Regions from separate parts of the Homo sapiens genome. Here region 1 is linked to region 2. A link is a contact called in ENCODE Hi-C or POLR2A ChIA-PET data. All regions are on one chromosome and are shown on one strand. The core of a region is the stretch at or near the end of the contact, and the rest is flanking DNA. Distances in the headings are between cores, read along the strand shown.

What was found. Hi-C counts contacts between places; a loop is a spot of excess contacts on that map. ChIA-PET counts read pairs that join two places held with the same protein, here RNA polymerase II (POLR2A).
Region 1: a map of PC-3 shows a loop between it and region 2 (2.5-fold over the local background). The contact joins two enhancer-like sites. A Hi-C loop is called at or near these places in 2 of 168 maps with a recorded cell type or tissue (PC-3 and psoas muscle). POLR2A ChIA-PET finds 5 or more read pairs at or near these places in 1 of 52 experiments (MCF 10A).

What each region holds. Positions count from the first base shown.
Region 1 is chr18:45,049,971-45,054,049 of GRCh38, reverse strand. All of the region lies in intron 5 of SETBP1 (SET binding protein 1), which reads right to left. Among named protein-coding and RNA genes, the nearest start is that of MIR4319, 82 kb to the right of the region's middle. Within about 2 kb of position 2,614, at least 2 of the 41 ENCODE cell types and tissues checked have a DNase peak (open chromatin) inside an H3K27ac peak, as active enhancers do.
Region 2 is chr18:44,915,017-44,919,376 of GRCh38, reverse strand. The region is part of intron 3 of SETBP1 (SET binding protein 1); the gene reads right to left. Among named protein-coding and RNA genes, the nearest start is that of MIR4319, 53 kb to the left of the region's middle. Within about 2 kb of position 1,561, at least 8 of the 41 ENCODE cell types and tissues checked have a DNase peak (open chromatin) inside an H3K27ac peak, as active enhancers do.

The DNA of each region.
Region 1 (4,079 bases), core at 1,365-3,864, 130 kb before region 2:
ACTGATGAGACAACATGGAAGGCTGGATAGAAATGTAGTTAACGCCAAAAAGTTTGAAGCTACATCTGTTGAGTCTCACAGCATGCCAGTTGGTCACACAGTGGGGGTGGTTGCACCCTCTCAAAGGGCTCTTTATATTTCTTTTTTCTTTCCTCTCAAATGTGGTATCACTTTATCCTTAACCATAAATACCTTCTCTTATATAATACCCCAACTATTGTGCATGCATGTTCTTACCTGATTGTGAGACATTTTCTTTGTCTCTTTAAAACTTTGAAAAAAAATAGAGGGAAGAACAAAGAACCATATAGCAAACATGAACATAGGAAAATTTCCACATTTTAAATATTTAGGCTCAGATAAAATAAGTCCTGTTGACCATGCTAGAACTTCAAGAATTACATATAATGGTGAGTATCTCTGTTTTGTTTTTTTCCTGGTCTTAATAGTAACTGCATTTGTTTATGTATTAGCTAGCATACTTGGCAATCTGATGGAAAACATATTGACCAGGACATTAGAAGAATGAGGTTCTGATCTTAGCTTATCACCCCTCAGTTCTGTGTCTCCAGACAAATCTCTCAATTTCTTGAAAGGACCCTTGCTTCTCAATAAACATAATTCTACAAAAGTCATATACCTCCAGGTTTTCTGTGCTCTGGGTAAGACATCCTCTAATCCTTCATCTGTGTTTCCTATCAGATGAATTCTAGATCAAAACAAATTTTTCATTTTGATCACTCTCTGGAGATTATATCATCTGCTAAAGTTGATCTGAGATTTTAGTGCCTAGAATTGAACTGATTTTCTAGATATGAAGTGGTTAGTACAGAAAAATTGGTTTGATTATTTTCTGTGTTCAAGGCACCACATTTATATTAAAAAAAGCTACATTTTTTAAAAACTGCATTTTTTTTTTCCCCCAACAACATTCTACTGTTGGCTCATGTTAAATGGAGGCTCAATTAACTCCCTTAAACACTTTCAAATAAACAGCTACCAACACTGGCCAAGGCTATGTGGAATTGGGTGTTAAGCTTAAATGCAAGCCTTCTATTTAAATCTGCAAAGTTTAATTTTATTAACTTTGTGAATTAATATTCTAGTCTGTTGTGAAAATTTTGAAACTTAATTTTGTTTTCTCAAAAGAGTTCTCAGATTTTTAGGAATTTTCAAAGGGCTCGAATACTCTAAAAGTTAATGCCTGTCCTTTTAACTACCTCTGGGCTGGATTCAAGTGACTAAAAGCCATGCTATCATTTTTTCTTTATTGAAGTTTTTAAAGAAAAAGATGTCAATTTACAAAATTAACTATCTTTGTATTCTCCCTAAAAACAACAAGCAATTCACACCAATTGCTTTCGACTTTCTCCTGTCTGTCTGGTTAGTAGATGATGGATGAACCACAGAAACAATAATTTTGCATAGCCTACAGGTGTGTGTGCCCAACTCTATTATTTCTGTAAGTGTCAGAGAGGATATTACATCTGATGTTGAATAGGGAAAAAAGTCTTGCATTTTTCTCTTATCCAGAGGCAACTCTTCTGCCCTAGTGAGAAAAAAATAAAAGAAACAACACAAAGCAATACCAGGCATTGTTCCAGTGCTCCCAAATTTCCACTGGAATTCAGTTTATAATTCAGTCTTAAAGCTTTTTATGAACACTTCATATCTTTGTATATTCCACCCATTCTTTAAAAGTCCAATTAAGTCCTCTTCCTAAAAGCCATGCATGGACTCTCATTTCAGCATTCATCTGTTTGCTCCTCTCTATGTTGCCTGTATCTCTCTGATGGCACTTCACTTAGTCTGCCCTCTATTATGATTATGGGATTAATCTATATGAACGCTCTTCGTAAACTCTATTTTTCCTAAGGGACAAGGACCATCTCTTAGCCCTTCATATTCATGCTTGGAATAAACATTGATTCAGGCCCAGTTTGTGCCAGGCACTGTACGGGGCATGGAATGTTGTGCCTTCCCCCTAGTGAGCAGCACAGAGTCTAGCTGACTTACTTGAAATCAATCTACGTGACTTGACTTAGCACTTACGATCTATTTTGTAAAGTCTGTGTTTGAGGCATGAAAGGATGTTTTTGGAGATTCAAATCACTGTCAATTAAATTAGGTCCTCACATATTTCAGCTGTTCCCTACTCCGTTCAGAGCACCATTAACTGAAAGTCTCTCAGAACCAAGTACTGTGAAATATAGACCAACACCTAAACTTCATTCCATAAGAGAAGTGGAGTTTCAATGACAAAAACATGGACTAAAGCAAGATTGGAATTTATTAAGAGTCACCAAGAAAACCAGCTTGAACATTTAAGGACATTAAGGATGTTAAGAACGTTAAGATTGACTGAAACGATGGGTCCCCTGGAAAAGGAACACATGCACATATTATACATTAGAGGGAGAGAGAGAAGCGGGGGAAGGAATGGTCTTTTTTGTTGTTTTTGAATAGACTTTTTTAGAGCAGTTTTAGATTCATAGCCAAATTAAACTGAAGGTACAGAGACAGAGGTTTCCCATATATTCCCTTGCCCCAGCACATGTATAGCCTCCACTATGAATGGTCTTTTCATTGCCAAGCATGTGAATCAGAATCATAATGGTTTATTACGGGAGAAGGGTCATATGCTCTCTTGGCAAATATATATACATTCACATTCTGAGTGCTATACTAGGAGTTTTTTGAAAAAAAATTGCTTTAACTTTTTCTTTTTTTCAAGTATAAGCTTGAACAGACTCAAGACGGCAAACACTCCCTCCTCAATTTAAGATTTGACAATTTAAGAAGAAAAAGCTCATTCATCATCTTTCCCTTTTAGAGACCATAAATTATTGGCTCATACACCATGTGGCTTGGATTCTAGGAAAAGTTAGTGTAAACAAATCCAAGTTACAATGCGTGGAGTAGGAGAGTGAGTCATAAACAAAACACAGACATATGCTCTCATATAAATAAGGGCCTGGATCATCAGCTTCCCAGAGTCTGCTTCCCATTAATTACACAACAAAATGAACTTTCCATATGTAAAGCCCAAATCACTTAACTCTGGCAACTTGTATAAGACAAAGACCAGGATTGTGACTAGGTAGGCACTAACAAAACTAGATTTCAAAATAAAAAGTGTCCTCTCAAAATATCTTCAGGCATTGGAGAACAAGAAGATGCCCTGGAGGAGAATTTTTGAGTAACAAAACTATCCCCAGGCACTCCAGGAAGCCTGCTTAGAGGCTGATATGGATCCCTGCTGAATTTATAGGTAGTATTAGGCATATTCTCTTTTGTTCTGAGTCCTGTCATTTTTCTGATGCTGGCTAGCCCTGGATCCCGGCCACACAGAGTGTTCACACACATTGCTGGGACCACTGAAAAATTTCCATTCCTTCGATCAGTTCCTTCTCTCTGTCTTTTGAAACTATCCATTGGTAGCACTAACTCACATTTCCTGATTGTCTCATGAAGACTATCTGGTCTCTTTTAGTTTAAAGAGGTATCAAGGAAAACATAATTCCTGGGGAAGAGTGTTCTTCAATAGGTCAGACACTCCAAGAGAGAGGGAAAGTGAGGTTTTTCCTTATGTCCCTTTCAAAAGCTGATTCCATAAAATAAACTAACGGAGTTAGTTCCAATGGACATTAAAACAACAGATCTTAAACTTTAGGTGTCCTGGATAGGGGAAAGAGGACAAAAAGGACTTTTACTCTTTACTAGTTGTGGGGGTGAGGAGGTAGCTTTCAACCATTCACAAACTCACGGACTATTTTTGTAACAGCTATGCTTTGTATCATACCTTACACCGTACAAGGCAAGTAGAATGCATTGCTCTTGCCCTCAAATGAAGGCAAAGAGGGAAGGAACTAACATTTTTTGAAAACCTACAGTGTATATTGCAGTATTTCATGTATTTCCTCATTTAATTGTGATTACAACCACTTGAGGACCTTGATTAGTGTCCCTTAGTTCCTCTACAGTACAGAGATGAAAACCAAGTATTTTTTTCCTAAGAGCACACATCTCAGAAGTTGTGAAGGCAATAATCAAAGCAACTGCTGCCTCATTTCAAAGCT
Region 2 (4,360 bases), core at 312-2,811:
AGACTCTGTCTCCAAAAAAAAAAAAAAAAGATGGGGGGATTTGATTTAGACAGGCTGGCTAAGGATACCCTTTCTGATAGAGTAACATGCAAATGGAGACCTAGGTGAAATGAGCTCTCACATCTCTAAATAGTTTCTACCTGCAGAGTCAGAACCCTATGGTTAATTCCTTAATTCTCTTAATGTATTATATTTTTGTTCAACAAATATTTACTGAGCACAAACTATGTGACAGACCCTGTGGACTAGATGATGACCACATGGCAGAGAATGGAATGGACATGGCTATGCTTTCGTGGAGCTCAAGGTCTAGTACAGGAACTGGCATCCTTAACCACATGAGTGTGAAAAGGGCACTGGGCCGAGCTATGCTGGCTTTGCTACTTCTTTATCTCCAGCAGAATCCAAAGTGGGACTGCTATAGATATTAAGCCCCAGGAGAAGAGTCTGCTGGAAGTTGACATATCTCTGCAAAGTGCTCCAGGGAAAGGGGAGTTTCCCCTACAGTTCTGTTGAACTGTCATTTGTGGGGTCCATCCCAGTGGCAGTGCACATAAGATCATCACCTCAGATTTAAAGTTGATAACTAGAACACAAATTCTCACATTCTCTTGCCATATTATATAGTCAAATGTTTTTATGTACATCTTCTTTTGTAAACATTCTAGCAATTCTGTGCACTAGGTAGAACTGCACGAGAAGGCTAGAAGTGGAAACATTCACAGTTGGAAAGGACCTTTGAGGATATCTGATCCAACTTTTTACCTACTGCTGGGTTCCTGTCCTCAGCATTTCAGAGCAAGGGCCACCCATCTCTGCCTCAACATCTCTAATGACAAGAAACCTATGATTATGAGGGAAATCTCTTCCATTTCTTGATAGTCCAATGGCTTGTTAGTGGCCAGGTAGGATAAATTCCATGTTTTCTAACTCAGAGTCAAGTGGTCTTTTCACTGGGATCCTCTCCTGGAAGGCCGCTGCCGAGGAAGCCTTTCATGGAGAAGGCCTGGCCTGGGGAAACCTACGCTCCAGGTCACTCCAGCTGAGCCTGGGCCCCTCTTCCTCAGGATGAGGTGGTGGCTCCACCCCAGTGACCCTTGCCCCATAAGTGCATGTTGCCAGAAAGTATAACCAGAGCATTGTGACCAGATCCAAAAGTAAACACAGATAATGCAGAGGAACAGGCTGTCCCGAGGATTATTATTTTGAAGTAGACTATATGTGGGGGTTCATTTAATCCAATTGTCTGACAACTGTTTATTGAGAAGAAAGTATGAATGGCTCGGCAGCACCGGGAAGGATTTTGGCTTTCAGACATCTAATCTACTAAGCCCTCCAAAATACAAACCGAGGGCGGCATGCTGTGGGAGGGCCATGGTGAACAAGTCCATTTAAGGGCACATGAGCACTAGGAGGCTTTTCTAGGTGAGACACAAGCTCGCTGTGGTGGGGGCTGACATGCTCAGGGCTTCCTTTCCCCTTCTATTTCCTTCTCCAAACCTGGCTCCCGGGAGTCCCAAAAGTCATGGTGAGTAGTAGAGTCATCCCCTTGAAGCCCAGTATCCCAGAGCCCTGCCATGCACGGGCTTTGAGTGCTGAAGCCAAGGACACAGAGCTCCAGGGCACCTCACAGCCTTTGCTGCATGAAACAGACACTGGCAGGCTTGAGGACAAGCTGGAGAGGGTGAGGGAAATGCTGAGGACTCAGAAATCAACAACTCGAGGAGGCAGAGCTCCAACCCTCCTGCTGGGGGTGGATGGGGAGGCATCAGAGCATTGAACCCCTTGCACATAGACAAGGGAAGAAGATGAAAGAAAGACAACTCACTCAGTAACTGTATCAGAGAACCACAAAGTCGGGCATTTAGATATAACTTGGTCCTGGGTTAAAAAAATTTTAAAGCTTTGTAACCCTTGGTTGAAATAAAATCACAGCTGGAGCATAAACAAATAAAGAAAGTAAAAGCTGAGTAACTCTGGGATCAGAGAGCTGGAAACACTCCCAAATATCCTGCACCAAACTGCCTCTCCCCAGGCAGTGACCCTAGAGTGGGCCCTACACAGCACTTGGAAAGCACTGTTCAAAAACCACCAAGTAAGACTCACCACCTTTTCGTTTTACAAATAAGGAAACTGACATGCAGCAAGTAAGGGCTTCCAGCTCACCTGTCTCACAGGCATCCTGGTGCACGCTATTCCTATCCCACACAGAAGGTTGAGAAGGGTGTCCTTTCCCTGATATCTACTCAGAGGGACATTCAGGAGGTTCTCTGGAGAATAGGGCTATCTCCAAACAGCTACACCTATTAATTTCTTTCCCTGATGGGGTTCCCCAGAATCAATTAATAGGGCATGGTGAAGTCAATGAATTGGCAGGCTGGACAGCAGCCATGCACTGATGAGGTCTGGGAAACCAGGGAAGCGGCTTATTTGGCAAAATCTGTGTTACCAGGTTCAGGGAGGTGGGGGCCTTCACTTTCTGGTACCATTTTCATTTATGTTATCCCTCATACCACCCAACATCCCTGTAAAGTTCATAAGAGAGGAAACTATGAGTTCCATTTTATACTTGAAGACAATGTAGCAGAAAGAGTTCAGATGACTTGTCTGAGGTTGACAGAATGAATAGCAAAGTTGGGAGTTAAATATAGATTTTCTGACATAGTTTAGGACTCATTCAATCTCATTATGCTGACTGCTCAGAAAATATTCTCTCCGTGTCTGGGCTGTTTCTTGGATACTTTATGCCGTATTCACCAAATAGGGCAACAACAGTTCATGCTGCCTGTGTAAATAGAAGGTGGTGTCTCAGTCTAAGATTTCACTGTGACCTGGGCTGTAGCAATATTTACACAAATTAAGTTTAGGATATTTGAGAGCTTGAGAAGAACTTAATAAATATCTGTGGAATGAAGGAAAGAAAGAAAAAAAGGAAAGACAGAAACATTCATGGGTGGCAGGCAAAAGATTGTCCTCTATGGGAAAATTCCAAGGAACCTTTCATCAGGCAGCATTCCTGGTCCCACAAACTCCAGCCAGCCTGAAAATCGGAAATCAGAAAAGAAACAGATGTTTGTTTGGACTAAGAGTAGCATCAATAAGAAGGATGATTTGGAAAGAAAAAGAGAGTAGTTAAGAGAAAACTTTTTTTGAGACAGAGTCTTGCTCTGTCACCCAGGCTGGAGTGCAGTGGCATGATCTCGGCTCACTGCAATCTCCTCCTGCCAGATTCAAGAGATTCTTGTGCCTCAGCCTCCCGAGTAGCTGGGACTACAGGCGCGTACCACCATGACTGGCTAATTTTTGCATTTTTAGTAGAGATGGGCTTTCACCATGTTGCCCAGGCTGGTCTCACACTTCTTACCTCAAATGATCTGCCTGACTCGGCCTCCCAAAGTCCTAGGATTACAGGCCTGAGTCACTATGTGTGGCCAAGAGAAAACTTTTTGGAAGAGTCTAGTCTTAGATTTGGAGCTTAACTGACATCACTAGTGTGTGATATGGAACATCTAGTCTCTTTGCCCCTGCCCTGTTTCCTCATCTGTAAAATGAGGATCATATTATAACAGTCATCTCATGGGGACAGAATAAGATTAGAGAAGTGGAATACTTTGCCTAGGGCACACAGTAAGTCGTAGCAGGTGCCTGTACTTGCCTCTTCCCAAGCATTTCATTTCACTGCTTTAACCACATTCTGTTCAAGTAAAGCCCTGCTCTGGTCCTGCCTGGAACCTTCTCTGAATTCTTTATTGCTCAGCCGTCTCTCATCTTGCCCGTCTGACATGTGATTACTATTAACAGTCAATACTGCACATTTGAGTCCTTAGTTGTTAGCTATTATTTTTATGTGTTTTTGTCTTTTTTCTTCTAAACAGTGCTCTGAGCTCTTTGAAGGCTGAGATCATGTTTGCTCTTATATTCCCGTGGTGTTTAGCATAGGGTTGCACACATTGTTAAGTGCCCTGTGTATACTTATTAATTGACTCACTGATTAGTTGAATGACTTGTACCCTCCATTTGCTGCCAAGATCCTTTAGCCTGGAAGAAAAGATTCATAATTCTTCCCTGAGCCACCAAATAAAACCCCATACTTCCTTGGAGGATCAGTCCTTAATGACATTTCTGAAGTCAGGAGAACTGCTTGGAAAGCTGGTGTCCTGGAGCATAATGAAGTGAGGGGAAATGCAGTGAGCAAAGGTTTCCCTGTGATTTCTCCCAAGGATGCCCTATTATATTAGGGATCTTTGATCACCAAGTTGGGCACGCAGTAGGCAAAATTTCTTCATTACGAATTTCCACAGTTATATTCAAATCAATATAAAACACATATTTAAGATGCAGTAATGACATCAGTTGCAAC